2 separate regions of the Homo sapiens genome follow, and region 2 is linked to region 1. Evidence: chromatin contacts called from ENCODE Hi-C or POLR2A ChIA-PET data. All regions are on one chromosome and are shown on one strand. The core of a region is the stretch at or near the end of the contact, and the rest is flanking DNA. Distances in the headings are between cores, read along the strand shown.

Region 1 (6,924 bases), core at 1,236-3,735:
GCACAGTATATATAATAATCTGTCAAAGTTTTAATACATGGGAGATACCAGTGGTTAAAAATCAAACCACAAAAAAACTTCCTGGTAACAGTGATTCCAGTTAGGACCCTAATAGATCAAAATTTTAATTGAAAATTGCATATTTAGTCTAAAACTTGCAGATATTTTATCAGGATTATCAGTGAAACTGGTTTTTAAAATATGATGAAAAGTCTATGCTTGGGGCTTAGAACAGCAGCAACACAGGCAATTTCTGGATTGAGGATAAACCATGCTAGCAACAGAGGATCTTCTAAAATTTAACTATAACCACCTTTGGGACTACTTTATCATGTCTAGTTATGCCATCCAATCCATATGTGACCATCTGGATACTTGTTTGCCTTACTGATTTTGAGTGCTTTAGTTGTTCATTTACCTGTATGTACATATATTTGTGTGCCTTCTAATACCTAATTTCCATACTTCATATATTCTGCTAAGCCTGCAGAGGCTCTTTAAAACTGTTCTCAGCACCCTTGATTGTATGCCACTTTGCAGTGGAATCTGATCTCAAATGTGTCTATGATAAATCTGATCGGGGTGCTATTTATAGATAGATATCACTGTATATAGCAAAAAGAAATTTTAATTATCTTAAATAAAATGGCTCAATTTGATAAAGGAACAAGTGACTAAAGTTTTCAAAGGTAAAAGAATTTTGCTAGATTTTTGGAAAATAGATAGTAAATATAAAGGTTATATTCTCTTTCTCCCATCCCTAGTACCTGAAAAATGAATGGGTATTTGAAATAGAATTCAGTAAACAATAAGTCTATTTCTGTTGATCATATCGTAAAAGCTTTTTTTTTGAGGGTATAAATAACTTGGCAAATATTAAAATACATTCTGTAGGCTTTCTTTACATTGACTCCCCAAATTTTAGTTGAGAGCTCATGACTGAATAGGCAATTTGTCATTGATTTGAAACATCATTTTTGAAATATAATTTTCTAATGGTGGCTTGCAGTGTTAATATTTTTCTTTTCTTTTTTCCTATCTCTTTCACAAGCCATAGGGGAACATAATCCTCTTTGGCATAAAATAATGCACCTTTGCAAATGTTCTGGATTTCTGAAATAGCTAATACACCTAAATCTATAGCACGTAAGCAATTTAAGTCTCAGCTTGAATACGCTCTTAGACTATTATAAATTAAAACTGCAATTGTAAAAGGAAAATTAGAGAAACTAAGTATTTAGAGTATTGTTTATATACTAGCACACATTATTACAGCTTTTGCTCTTTTACTGTTCTCGTTCTAATTCTGACATTCTTAATACCTACATTCCTCGTTGTCATGTATTCCCATTTTACTTAGCAACAGATTTATTACGATACAGACTTCTACATTTACATACGGTATATTTAAATCTAATTATTTAAACCTTAAAATCATCAGTATGCAACTAAAATAGTGAGCTAATTTTCTTCCTATTATCTTTAGTAACATACCAATTGACTTCTTTTACATAAATGAATACTTTCTTGAACTGTTTGACTTATTTTTTTTTTTTTTAATGAAATAAATTCTCCTCTTCTAACTAGAAGTCTGCTATTAACGTAAGTCACCTGGGAGCCTGGCCAAAGTCTGAAGCAGCACAGCTGAAGGGTACAGCCATTTCATAGGGTCCTCTCAGAGAGTATTTGGTTTGCTTTCCTAACTTTCTAAAAATAGTAGATTACACAGGCCACCTCCATCTCATGGCTCAAGAACTCAGAAAAGGCTGGACTATGGATTTAAGCAATACACAGGACACATTTTATTAAAGAAGTCAGGATTATTACAAGTTTTCTAAATTTTTTTCCGTTTACTCTGTGAGAGAATGCAAATGATCTAGCGGTTAATGGCATGGAAACCTCATAACGCTCCCAAATTTCAGAACTTCAAGCATGAGTCATACAGTTACTTTAACAGTTTTAAAATATGTTTTTGATCTATTTTAGCCACAAGACTGAATACAAGAGGACTGCTATCTGAAGGGAAGGATTCTAAATACTGTACAAAGAATCACATGTGTCAGTTATAAATATATACACACACACGTAAGAAACATGTTTTTTAACATAAATGCTTAATTACATATTCAAAATTGTTTTAATGCTTAACATAATTATTTTACTAACATTTAAGAAGCTACTGTCCTGGGTATGAAGCTCCATCATAAATAAATTCATGTTTTTTTTTTCCTCTTATTCAAATTTAAAATATTTTACCAAGTTTTAGACACTGTAATTTAAATTTAAATTAAATTCAGTTTCTCTTAGAAAGACAAAGAAAAAGGACAAAGTTTGCATTGATTAGCTGCTGTAATGAGTTCATTTCATAAATACATTTAAAATCTTGAAATTATTTAAAGTCCTTGATGTGGCAGTTGAATCTTGTTAACCACATAGCATGTCATTAAGCAACCTTGCTGCTTTACTCAAAAAGGGACTGTTCTGTGGCCATAAGTGAGCAGCAACTAAAAAAAAATATTTTGAGATGGAAAAATAGCAACTGAATAGTAATGTTTCACAATGTTTCCAAATGTTGTAGAAGCAGGTCTTCTGTGTAACCACTCAATGTCACAGCCAAATTTAATGTCCTTCATTTTGCAGCTACGAGTGCACCATCAACTGTCTGTAGGATTAAAAATTGGATTTACTATTAATTGGGTCAAAACAGGGTTACTTATGGCCACAGCTGGTTACCGACAAGAGTAATTAGCTCCTTGCCCCTCATTTTATGGGTCTCAGTCTCTAATTACACCTGAATTCAGCCAGCATGAATTTAGGAATACACATTCACGGAGGTACAACCACTGTGCCCTTCACTGATGCCTCTCAAAGGAAAGGGTGAAGAAAGTCTCAATGGGAGTTTATAACTTTTGCTTATTGATCTTTAGGACTATGACATTAAGAAGAATCTAACATTTTAAAATATTTTTGTTGTTAATACCTCCTTTCTGTTCAACTCTAAAGATCATATTCTCGAAATCTTTGGCAAAAACTTTAGCAAAATGAACAGCCTAAAATGGACCAGGAAACAATGAACTGAAACAATTAACTCATAACTCACCCTGATGTTATTAAAGAAAAGATTATTATAGCACCATATATTTTTAAAGACAAGATGGATCTATGAGACTTTTACTTCTCTACATATGTAGAAGTGATAGTGTCCTCCCCTCAAAGGTCCAAAGAATTAAATTAGGACATTCATATTCAAAAGCAATTTGATTAAACCAAGTAGGCTGAAAGTACCCAGGAACACATTTCTAGTCTTGACCTTGTGTGTCAAAATAAAGATATTTATGTTATCTTTTAAAAGACTCATTTTCAAATATGATACCTGAATTACAAATCCAATGACATTTTTGAATGTCAAGAAACACTAAAGTAAATATTTTAGTATTATGGTGCCCACAAAAGCTAACTTTTAACATTTCTAGCTAAGACTATTACAAATAAAAAAAAATCATGATCTAACAGAAAATAAACTGCTAATTCACATTAGAATTTTTGAAGCTGGAAAAATCCAATAAACAATAGTACTTATGAGTTTCTACTTATTTATATAACTCACATGCAACAAAGTTTGTGCCTCAGGTAAGGTGCTGTAGCAGCAGTTCAGCACCTTACTTCTAGTTACATTTTCCATAAAATGCGTGGCTCTGGCCTGAAAATAAAATGCCCACAAAATAAAAAGAAAATCTAAAATGTCAAAATATTAAAAGAGTAAAAAGTCTATCCAAGTTTAGCTGATTTTAAATCTGCTTCTCTTTTGCAACTGTACAATGCCTTTACCAACAAATAAAAATCATCCTCATTCAGCTATTGCCATGGCCTTATATATAATATATGCATATGCTAAACACTCACAGGTAGCTACATTTACCATTTCCAGGGACAGACAGACACTTTGCCATTACTAAGTGAAAAATATGTCAACACTTTCTGCCCTAGCAAAAAAAAACATGCAGTGAAAGGACTGATAAAGTTATTCATAACAAAGTTTGGCCAGACTTGATTCTACTGCTTCTCGTAAAGTTCCCCAGCCCAACATCATCAACACACTGTATAACTAAACTATGAACAAAGCAATCCATAATCCCATATGCAGAGAACTGTATGTCCATATACCCCTCATTCAATCATTGAATATCCTTAAAAGAATATAATAGTTACTCACTTTCAATGAATCAAAGCAGGCGATTACTCGTCCATTTTCAACTTGGCAGCTTTTCGAAGGATGTGCAAATTTACATTCCGTGTCTGGCCGTGAGCAAGTCCCCCTCTGGAACTCTCTACATACTTCCAGTGTTAGCCATTTTGTGTCCCGAATTGGTGTGACACTAACAGCCATGTTTAGATTTTACAGGTAGTTAAATGTTTCAGTGAAACCAACAAACCCAACCCCCCCAAAAAAGAGCAACAACCAAAAAAAAAAAGCTGAACTGATGATGAAAATGTCCCCTCAAAATACTTTTCCCCACTCCCTGCTTTAAAAGTACATGGAAAATTGTGTCGTCAATATCAAGGAAAAGATCTCCCACTAGAAATTCACAGCATGAAACTGTTAATTCAAAGAGGTTTTGGTTTTTAGAGAAATACTAGGATTGTAAGTAGATGAACGTTTAAAAGTAGGGCCTGGTATCAGCCTTGTGCTCTCAGTAACCCCTTCCCAGTGCCAATTTGGAGCCCAAAATGCAAGCATGAAAACGTGGCAGACCCTTCGACACCGAATTTCCAAGCTGCTTTCAGCAAAGTTGTCTGAAAGGGAATCTCCTCACAGCTGAATTTGCAATGGAGTTTGGTGGTGCAATCGGTATTGATTAGTTTGGCATAGACAGATGCAGCAGTTTAGAGCAAAATCGAGAAAATGATTTTTTTTTTCCTCCTTGATTTCCTGGCAGAAGATATCTTACTTTTTCAGCAAACTTTTCTTTTAACACTAAAGCAGCCTAGGGCAATGCCAGATACTTAGAGCTTTTCTCTTGATTATAAGTAGAAATGGGGGTGTCTGGGCTAGAGGTGGAGGGTGGATGTGCTGTCGTCACAGTCTAGCTGGCAGCAAGCAAGGCAAAAGCAGAGACTGCTCTAGAAGCGGTTCCAAGCAGCAGAGACGTCAGGAAAGGCACTTCTTAGTACCAACCTGTAGAAAAAAGAGATAGGTTAAGATTTACTAAGTAGCACTTCACTGATGTCCTACAGTATCACAACCTTGCCATGTGATACCAGACTAAGTAATATTCAAGTCAGCCTCTCTCTCTCTCTCCCACACATACATACACAAAATACTTACAGTGAGGCATATTGCAGCCAGCCATCGTAGATTTATTAAAAAAAGGGGCCGTTTCCCCTTGTGAAGCAATGCATGATAGAGAGATAACCAATCACAGATAGTGTTGCAGCAATATTCTGGGCAGAAAGCCAATAGTGTGGGTTGTCTTATGAAAGGTCGCGCCTGTCAGACGTTCATTACTATGCTATAAGCACAGAAAATGTCCATCAGATGTGACTTATTCCACTGCAAGAGGACGAGCATGTGGGTTTTGAATTTACCCAACATGCAGTTAGTGGACTAAACCATGTTAGTTTCAAAACAGCTTCTCAGACAAGTCTAAGCACTTGAAGATCATTACCAGGGAATAAAAAGCAAGGTTTAAAAATTGCAGCTGACTTCCAAGCTGCTTTCCCTCCGGCTCTGCGCAGGGACGGGCACTGAACAGCCTGCTCCTGCTGTCCTGACACGTGAATAAAAAAGGAAAGGGGTGTTTACAAATGGTACATTCTCCTGACCTATCCAATTCACTTCCTTCTAAAGCCCAAGTCCTGCCCCTCCACTGAAAACAGCACTCATACTGTAAAACTATTCCATTGAGCCCGCAGACACTTTGTCAATATATCACAGGCAGGCAAGATATGAACAAAAGCATCCTTTATTCGTACATTTTTAAAGCAGAAGCTGAGGTCATGTGGGGAAAATAAGGAGTACAGTGTTGTCAGTGTGTCTGGTAAATCTGAAGTCAACCTCAAGGGAGAAAGTGATTCCATCGCAGAAACATTAAATATTAAGTGAGCAATTTGATTTGAGCAGCGTGATGCACTTCAGAAGTACAATTCCAAACAAAGCTGGAGGGTGGGGGATGAGGGATCCCCTGTTGCCTGATGATCAGTTAACTCAGCACCACAAGACTACTTCTTAGAGCAGGGCATTTTTACTTTTAACAACTTACTTTTTCTATCAGGATTTTTCTTCTTTATTTTTTGTTTGAATGTTGCCAATGAGGAAAACAAGGCTTTAAAAAGTAAAATTTTCACATTTTAAAGAGGCAATGACACAGTATGATAACTAGTATTTGATGATACTTCTTCATGAGCCAAAATTGCTCTATTGGCATATGGTATATTTATAATTTTTGGAAACTAGAGTATAGGATATAAATACATACGTACATTAAAAAACACGAACATCTAGAACTTAAATTGTTTAAGATTAATATTGCCATTTTAACACTAAATTTCGTTTAAAAAACTACTTTCCAAAACTATTTGGAAAATACTACAGTACGACTACAACTTTTGATAGAGATTTAAAAAATCAATCAAGCTTGGTGGATCACGCCTGTAATCCCCGCACTTTGGGAGGCTGAGGTGGGTGGATCACAAGGTCAGGAGTTCAAGACCAGCCTGGCCAACATGGTAAAACCCCATATCTATTAAAAATACAAAAATTAGCTGGGCGTGGTGGTGGCACCTATAATCCCAGCTACTCAGGAGGCTGAGGCAGAAGAATCACTTGAACCCGGGAGGCGGAAGCTGCAGTGAGCTGAGATTGCACCACTGCACTCCAGCTTGGGTGACAGAGCAAGACTCTGTCTAAAAAAAATTTAAAAAACC
Region 2 (6,924 bases), core at 1,280-3,779, 78 kb after region 1:
AACTCTCATAGATTCTTGAGAACTAATCTGAGGATCTTCCAGCATGATCTCATAGTATATCCAGATGTTTTTGCAAAGCGAGATCATCACAATCCATAGACCTAAGCACCAATTTCGTCTTTTTGTCTTTCTTCAGCTAAAACTTAGTTTTTTCTCCTTTGAAAACATTTGTGATGGTTAATTTTCTGTGTCAACTTGAGTGGGCTAAGGGATGCTCAGATAGCTGGTAAAACATTATTTCAGGGTCTGTCTGTGAGGATGTTTCCAGAAGAGTTTAACATTTAAACACTTCCAACTCCAAAAGGCAGGAGACTGAGCCCAAAGTCCACCACTGCAAAATATATCCAAGTAACAAACGTGCACATGTACCTCCTGAATCTGTACAAATTTAAAAATAAATAAATAAATAAATTCCACTTTGTTGTGCACTAATAGTGTCTTATTTTCCCATCACAGTGAATATTAGACTGGTGATGGCTGTACTTTGACCTAATATAATTTGCATTCCCCATATCACTTAGCACAAAAATATTTATAATTACACACACACACACACACACACACACACACACACACAGAGCATTCACAGGTATTTGTTGAATGAGTGATTCAGTGTATGAACTATTCTACTCTTTAGTAGATGTTCCAGATTTTAGTATCATGTTTCTGCCCATTACTCTCTTTTTCAAATGTTTAAGTTATTAAATTTCAAAATTTACAAAATTTAGCAGTTTTTACTATGAAAGCATTACCCCCTTGTTCATATTAACTGAATATGTTTAACACTGCTTAACTGAACAATAAGGAATAAATATTAATTCTACCGTGTCCACTCATATGCCAAATTCACATCTTTGTCTGATTTACTTGCATCTGTTTTATTTTAGCTTGGTCAAGAAAACAATACAATCTTTAACTGTACTACAAAAGACTAGAAATGTGACTAAATCAATGCATTATCATCTATTGTAAAAGTGTTTTCAAAAGGGGTATTGTTACAAGGAAGTCCTACAACTAACTATAAAGGGGGCGGGAAAGTGTTGGTGCCTCTCTGCACAGTGTTTCACAGCTCTCCAATTCACAGATCTCACGTTGAAGCAAAATTCTTTCTAAGACCCAAACTCTTTCCAGGCAATTTTCCAAATGGTCTAAGACAAACTTACCACTGTTTATGCTGCTAAATGTTTAAAGTTAAAAGTCATGGGTATTTCACTCTGAAATATGTCACAAAAAGGTCTTTGCTGTTTACCTGACTCAATTAGTAACTTTACTTAGGATGATTTTTAGGAATAGATGAGCATTTTTTAAAATGTGGTTTATGTACTTACAAATGTATACAGTAAAACATTATTATTAAACGGTGAGTGTTCTTGAATAAAGGTTTAGGTCAACACCAAAAATCACTTGGGCATTCTTCTTCCTCTAGGGCACACAGCATCTTAATTCTGCACATAAAAATCATTTTTTTTTTCCAGCCTGGGCAACATAGTAAAGCCCCATTTCTACTAAAATAAAAATAAAAAAATTTAACCTAGCTTGGTGGCGTGCGCCTGTAATTCCAGCTACTTGGGAGACTGAGGTGGGAGGATCACTTGAGGCCAGGAGTTTGAGACTGCATTGAGCTTTGATTGTGCTATTGCACTCCGGTTTGGGTGACAGAACAAGACCCTGACTCTAAAAAAATAATCATTTTTTTCCGGTTGAATTGTATTATAGAGATATGAATAATAATTTTAAAACAATGATATAATATAATCTTGGCACCATTGGCACTACATAGAATCTGTGAATTTTCTGATTCAAATGGAACAAAGCTATTAACTTATATGTTCACTAATGCTTCATGATGATTATTACATTAAGATCAATTTTGGTAATAGTTCTATATTTCTCATCTTCAAAGGTAAAAAAAGTGATAATTTCTGCCTAACTAGATCTGCAGCTACATCTTCTTCCTAATTTGGAATGGTAGTAACTGCCTAACTTTGTAGCTACATTTAAAACTGATTTTCAAGGAGTTTTCATACAAAAACTTTCTGTCACATAATCCTGGGTTTCACCGAAAACAGAGTAATAGATAACACCTAGAAGAGAAAGCAACCAACAAGAGAAAATTTTCTCTCTTATCTTATAATTAACTAATTATAATAAAAATCTATATAATATCATACTTTCATTCTCACTGAGATTTGAGTTATTCTTATGGCAGCCTGAATCTGCAGATACCACCACTAATAATTGGAACTGTGAGTGAACAGTTCTAATTCTGTCTCCACCTGATTCTCCATCTCAAATACAAAAGCCTCTTGTCTCAAAAGTGGTTTGATATTCCAGTCAAAAATCTAGATCAAAAAATATTTTAGATTCTCTTGAGAATAGGAAAAGCAATAACCTAAGCAAAAACAATCACTTATTCAGGAATGTTTTAATTTTGTATACATATAAGTACAGTGGTAAGACAGGATCTTGTGTGTTAAAAGCAACTGAAGTGAAACCATAAGCACAATAGGAAGTCATGCTTGAAAACCAGGAGACTTCTGCTTCTGGCCCTGGGGGAGTGACAGAGTGTAGAATTAACTTTCACCCATAAACAACTAGAAAACTGAGTAAATATAGAAAATATTTATTTTTAGAAACTGGATTAGTTCAGCCACAGTGGAAAGCAGTTTGGAGAGTCCTCAAAGAACTTAAAACAGAACTACCTTTCCAACCCAGCAATCCCATTACTGGTTATATACCTAAAGGAATATAAATCGTTTTACCATAAAGACATATGCACATGTATGTTCACTGCAGCACATTTTACAATAGCAAAAACATGGAATCAGTCTAGATGGCCATCAATGGTATACTGGATAAAGAAAATGCAGTACAGGCCGGGCGCGGTGGCTCATGCCTGTAATCCCAGCACTTTGGGAGGCGGAGGCGGGCGGATCACGAGGGCAGGAGATCGAGACCATCCTGGCTAGCACTGCGAAACCCCGTCTCTACTAAAAATACCAAAAAAAATTAGCCAGGCGTGGTGGCGGGCGCCTGTGGTCCCAGCTACTCAGGAGGCTGAGGCAGGAGAATGGCGTGAACCCAGGAGGCGGAGCTTGCAGTGAGCCCAGATCGTGCCACTGCACTCCAGCCTGGGCAACAGAGCGAGACTCCATCTCAAAAAAAAAAAAAAAAAAAAAAAAAAGAAAAAGAAAAGAAAAGAAAATGCAGTACAATACACCATGGAATACTATGCAGCCATAAAACAGAATCAAATTATGTCCTTTGCAGCAACATGGATGCAGCTGGATGCCATCAACCTAAGTCAATTAATGCAGGGAAAGGGAACAAAATACCGCACGTTCTCACTTGTAAGTTGGAAACTTATAAGAGGGGACCAACAGACACCGGAGCTTACTTGAGGGTAGAAGGTGGGAGAAGGGTCAGGACTAAAAAACTACTTGTTGGAGACTATGCTTAGTATCTGGGTGATTAAATCATTTGTACACCAAACCCCAGCAACACATAATTCTCCCATGTAACAAACCTGCACATGTACCCCTTGAACCTAAAATAAAAGTTGGAAGGAAAAAACGAAAGACGGACCCTGGACCATAGGCAGTGCAGATAATGGTCTCTGAAAAAAGAAACAAATGAGGAGCATTTTGTTTGAAGGTACTTTTCAAGCTGCAGCAAAGGAATGAGGAAACCAGAATAAGCCTGGGAATCTCATTGAACTGGGGGGACAAATATCCCAATTTGGGAGGCTGCAGCAGTTAGAATTTGTGGGGCAAAGTACCTGAGATAAAGGAACTAAGTGGAGAAAGACTTCCAAAATCTGGCTAGAGATCCTTATAATTCTTTGGCTGAACACCAAATATGCATGAGTACTGTGAAGTCCCATGAGTCAAAACTAGAAATATCTTCCAGGAAGAGAAAAATTATGTAAGATGAACACTTCACAGAACTCGCACAGAACTGGTAGTTTTTTGAATTCCGATTAGCCAGAGTAGAGATGCCTTATTGAATACAAAAAACATCCAGTAAATTTCACAGAAGGGCCCATATCTTAGAAATGGAGCCAAAGTAGCCCAGAGTAAGTTTTATTCTAGACCTTTCCTAAAATAACTTAGAAAGAAGCTTCAAAAGACCAAAGTTCTAAAATGTGGCCAAAGCTTAACAATCTTTAAAGGGATTCAACAAAATCTGGCTCTCAGCAAATTAAAATTCACAATGTTTGGCACTGGGAAAAGTCACTCAATAGAGACAAACAATCCTAGGAATGAATGAGATGATAAAATTGGTGACAAGAACTTTAAAATATCTATTATGAATATGCTCCATATCCTCAAGGATATAAAAGAAAACATAAAAATTATGAGACACAAATAGAAAATGTAAAAGAGAAACAAATGGAACTTCTAGAGATGAAAATTAAATATCTGAAATGAGGAATTCACTGGATAAAATTAACAGTGGTAAGTAATTTATTTCAGAAGAAAAGATCAGTAGATTTAAAGCTATAGCAACAGAAGCTATCTAAAATGAAGCACAGAGAAAATAATAACTAAAAAACAGAAACAAAGCTTCAATACTCTGTGGGATAATATAGGTAACTGGAGACCCAGAATGAAAAAGAGGGAGAACAGAGGACAGAAAGAATAGACAAAATTTCCATATTTGTTGAAAACTGTAAACCTACAGATCCATAAATCTCATAGTTCCTAAGCAGAATAAACAGAAAGAAATCATCTCAGCACGTATCATAAACTAATGGCTGAAAATTACCAAGTTTTGAGAGTTGAGGGAAGGAGACAGAGTTAGGTTTGTGGGTGAGATAAAGCCCAAGATAAGTGAAACATTCCATGCCACTCTCTGAGGATTCATAACCAGCAGGTATAAATTCTCATCACTGACTTTAACTATTGCCATGTTTTTTTGGATCTGACATTAAAAGTGAACAAAAGTACAAAATGAAATGACCGCTATGCTGTCAGACACTGTCACAGTTAAAGGATTTAGAAGTTTTTCAGTAGTAACTCTTTACTGTGCAGACAAATATGTTTGATTGTGTTTATTATAGGAATCTCTGTAGCATTCACTTATTAAATATTTATGGAGCACGTATTTTGTTCCTAGACTGGAGGTAGGTAGATATTTTGTGGTAATATGCAAAATAAATAAGGTAAACATACTACTAGTTAGTTCCCCTAATTTAGAGATTCTAACTTGGTGTGCAAATAAACAGTGAATAGTACTTTACATAGGAAAAAAACACATATAACAACCTCTAAAGCCTCTATTCATAAATGGTTATAGCAGTTATAAAATTATCCTCATACATCAAAACTCCAAGATTTAGCATTTTGACTCAAGCAGGACTCCTTTTTCCTCCATCAAGGATATTGAATATGTAATCTTAGAATCAAAGGGTGCCAGGACTAAAGATGACTATAGAAATCATTTAGTACAGTGGTGTTGAAACATACATGAAAGAGGCCAGACGGCTACCTCAGGTGGACTTGGGCAGTGGTAGTGGTAGTGAGGGCAGATTGACTGAGCAGATGGTCCCCTGGTGTAACCAGAAGACTAGAATACATTGGAGTGGTGGGGGTGGGGGTTTGGGGGAGAGAGGGGCACACTTACCATGGATTCATAAATCCCATATTAACATTTTGCCTAGGCCCTGTAGATATTTGAGTTTGAAAAGCCTGAATTATATTCTCTCCTTCTTTTTATTGTTCCTCCTTTCCTCGCAATATGTAACCACTAAGGAAGGAGGTTCAAGTCACTGGCTGATGTTTTTTCCAGATAGCTCATTCTTCTATGGCACAAAGGGAATCATCATCTTAACTAATTTTTACTTTAACTCGTTAACATCCCATGCTATTTTATATAAATGATTTTTATTTGTATATTTGGATAGATACTATTAATACATATTTGTGAAATTACTTTTATTTCAATAACATTATTTGTGATAGCACACAGTATGGATCAAGGCTTGAAAGGCTGATCCATATCACTTACTTTAGACTTCTCACCTGAGTAAGCTAGCTTATACTACCAGCAATATAGCTTCAAATTCTTGATAATACTTAGAAAAAAATAAAATGTAACCAAAACTAATCTTATTAAATTTGGCAGGAAAGGTGGAGAAATGGCTTCAATGCCTATTTTGCCTGCTGCACTGTCCAATATGATGCTATTTAAATTTAAATTAATTAAAAATTTAAAAGCATTAGCTCCTTAATAGCACTTGCTACATTTCAAGTTCTTAATAGCCATATGTAGCTAGTGGGTATTTTATTAGACAGCTGAGCTATAAAAATGTTCCATTATTACAGATATTCTATTGGACTGCCCTGCACTAAAGAAGTACTGTAAATTGAAGAAAATTGCTTTGTCATCTATAAGCATGTCCCTCTGTCTCTTGTCATGGAAAGGAAAATGTTACTCTGTGAAAAGAAAATCTAGTGCATTTATTTTCTTTCTGACACTTCATTCAATTGTCGTGTCCTTCCGTCTGCCTTCTACTTCTAATAGTTCACCCTTCCTGTTCAATCTACATGTTAAACACAGAGACATCAACCATTACCAGCCATATCCCTCTTTTCTGCTAAATAAAGCAATTCTTGTACTACCACAAACATTGGATGTAAATTGTCATTCTGTCACTAGAAAAGATCAGATTATACACATTTCAAAGAGCAGCTTTTTCTGCCTTTGATGGGTTTCCAGTAAATATCCTTGCCCCCAAATACCTTCCAAGAATCTGGTCACAGTGCCTGACATTCCAGCACGTTCCTGAAAATTTTTAGTTTTTCTCAAGTTCATTACTAAAATGCTTCTGTGTATGAATCTGGCTGCTGTGTATTAATCTGGTTCCCTATGTAGCTATTTGTAATTTAACAAGTCAATGCTCTCAGGCTTACAAAACCTGGA

Evidence for each region. A loop is a pair of places that touch in the nucleus more often than their neighbours do. ChIA-PET counts read pairs that join two places held with the same protein, here RNA polymerase II (POLR2A). Pooled maps may share reads with other maps.
Region 2: a loop to region 1 is called in a pooled map, with 2.0 times the contacts of the local background. The contact joins two enhancer-like sites. A Hi-C loop is called at or near these places in 1 of 50 pooled maps. POLR2A ChIA-PET finds 5 or more read pairs at or near these places in 10 of 52 experiments (A549, CD4-positive, alpha-beta T cell, OCI-LY7 and 5 more).

What each region holds. Positions count from the first base shown.
Region 1 is chr3:152,297,657-152,304,580 of GRCh38, reverse strand. MBNL1 (muscleblind like splicing regulator 1) reads right to left here. Exons shown (of 10, transcript NM_021038.5): 2 at 4,214-5,176. The coding sequence starts at 4,387. Among named protein-coding and RNA genes, the nearest start is that of MBNL1-AS1, 31 kb to the right of the region's middle. RefSeq lists an enhancer at 1,948-2,047. Within about 2 kb of position 2,485, at least 23 of the 41 ENCODE cell types and tissues checked have a DNase peak (open chromatin) inside an H3K27ac peak, as active enhancers do.
Region 2 is chr3:152,219,521-152,226,444 of GRCh38, reverse strand. No RefSeq gene overlaps it. Among named protein-coding and RNA genes, the nearest start is that of LINC02917, 18 kb to the right of the region's middle. Within about 2 kb of position 2,529, at least 2 of the 41 ENCODE cell types and tissues checked have a DNase peak (open chromatin) inside an H3K27ac peak, as active enhancers do.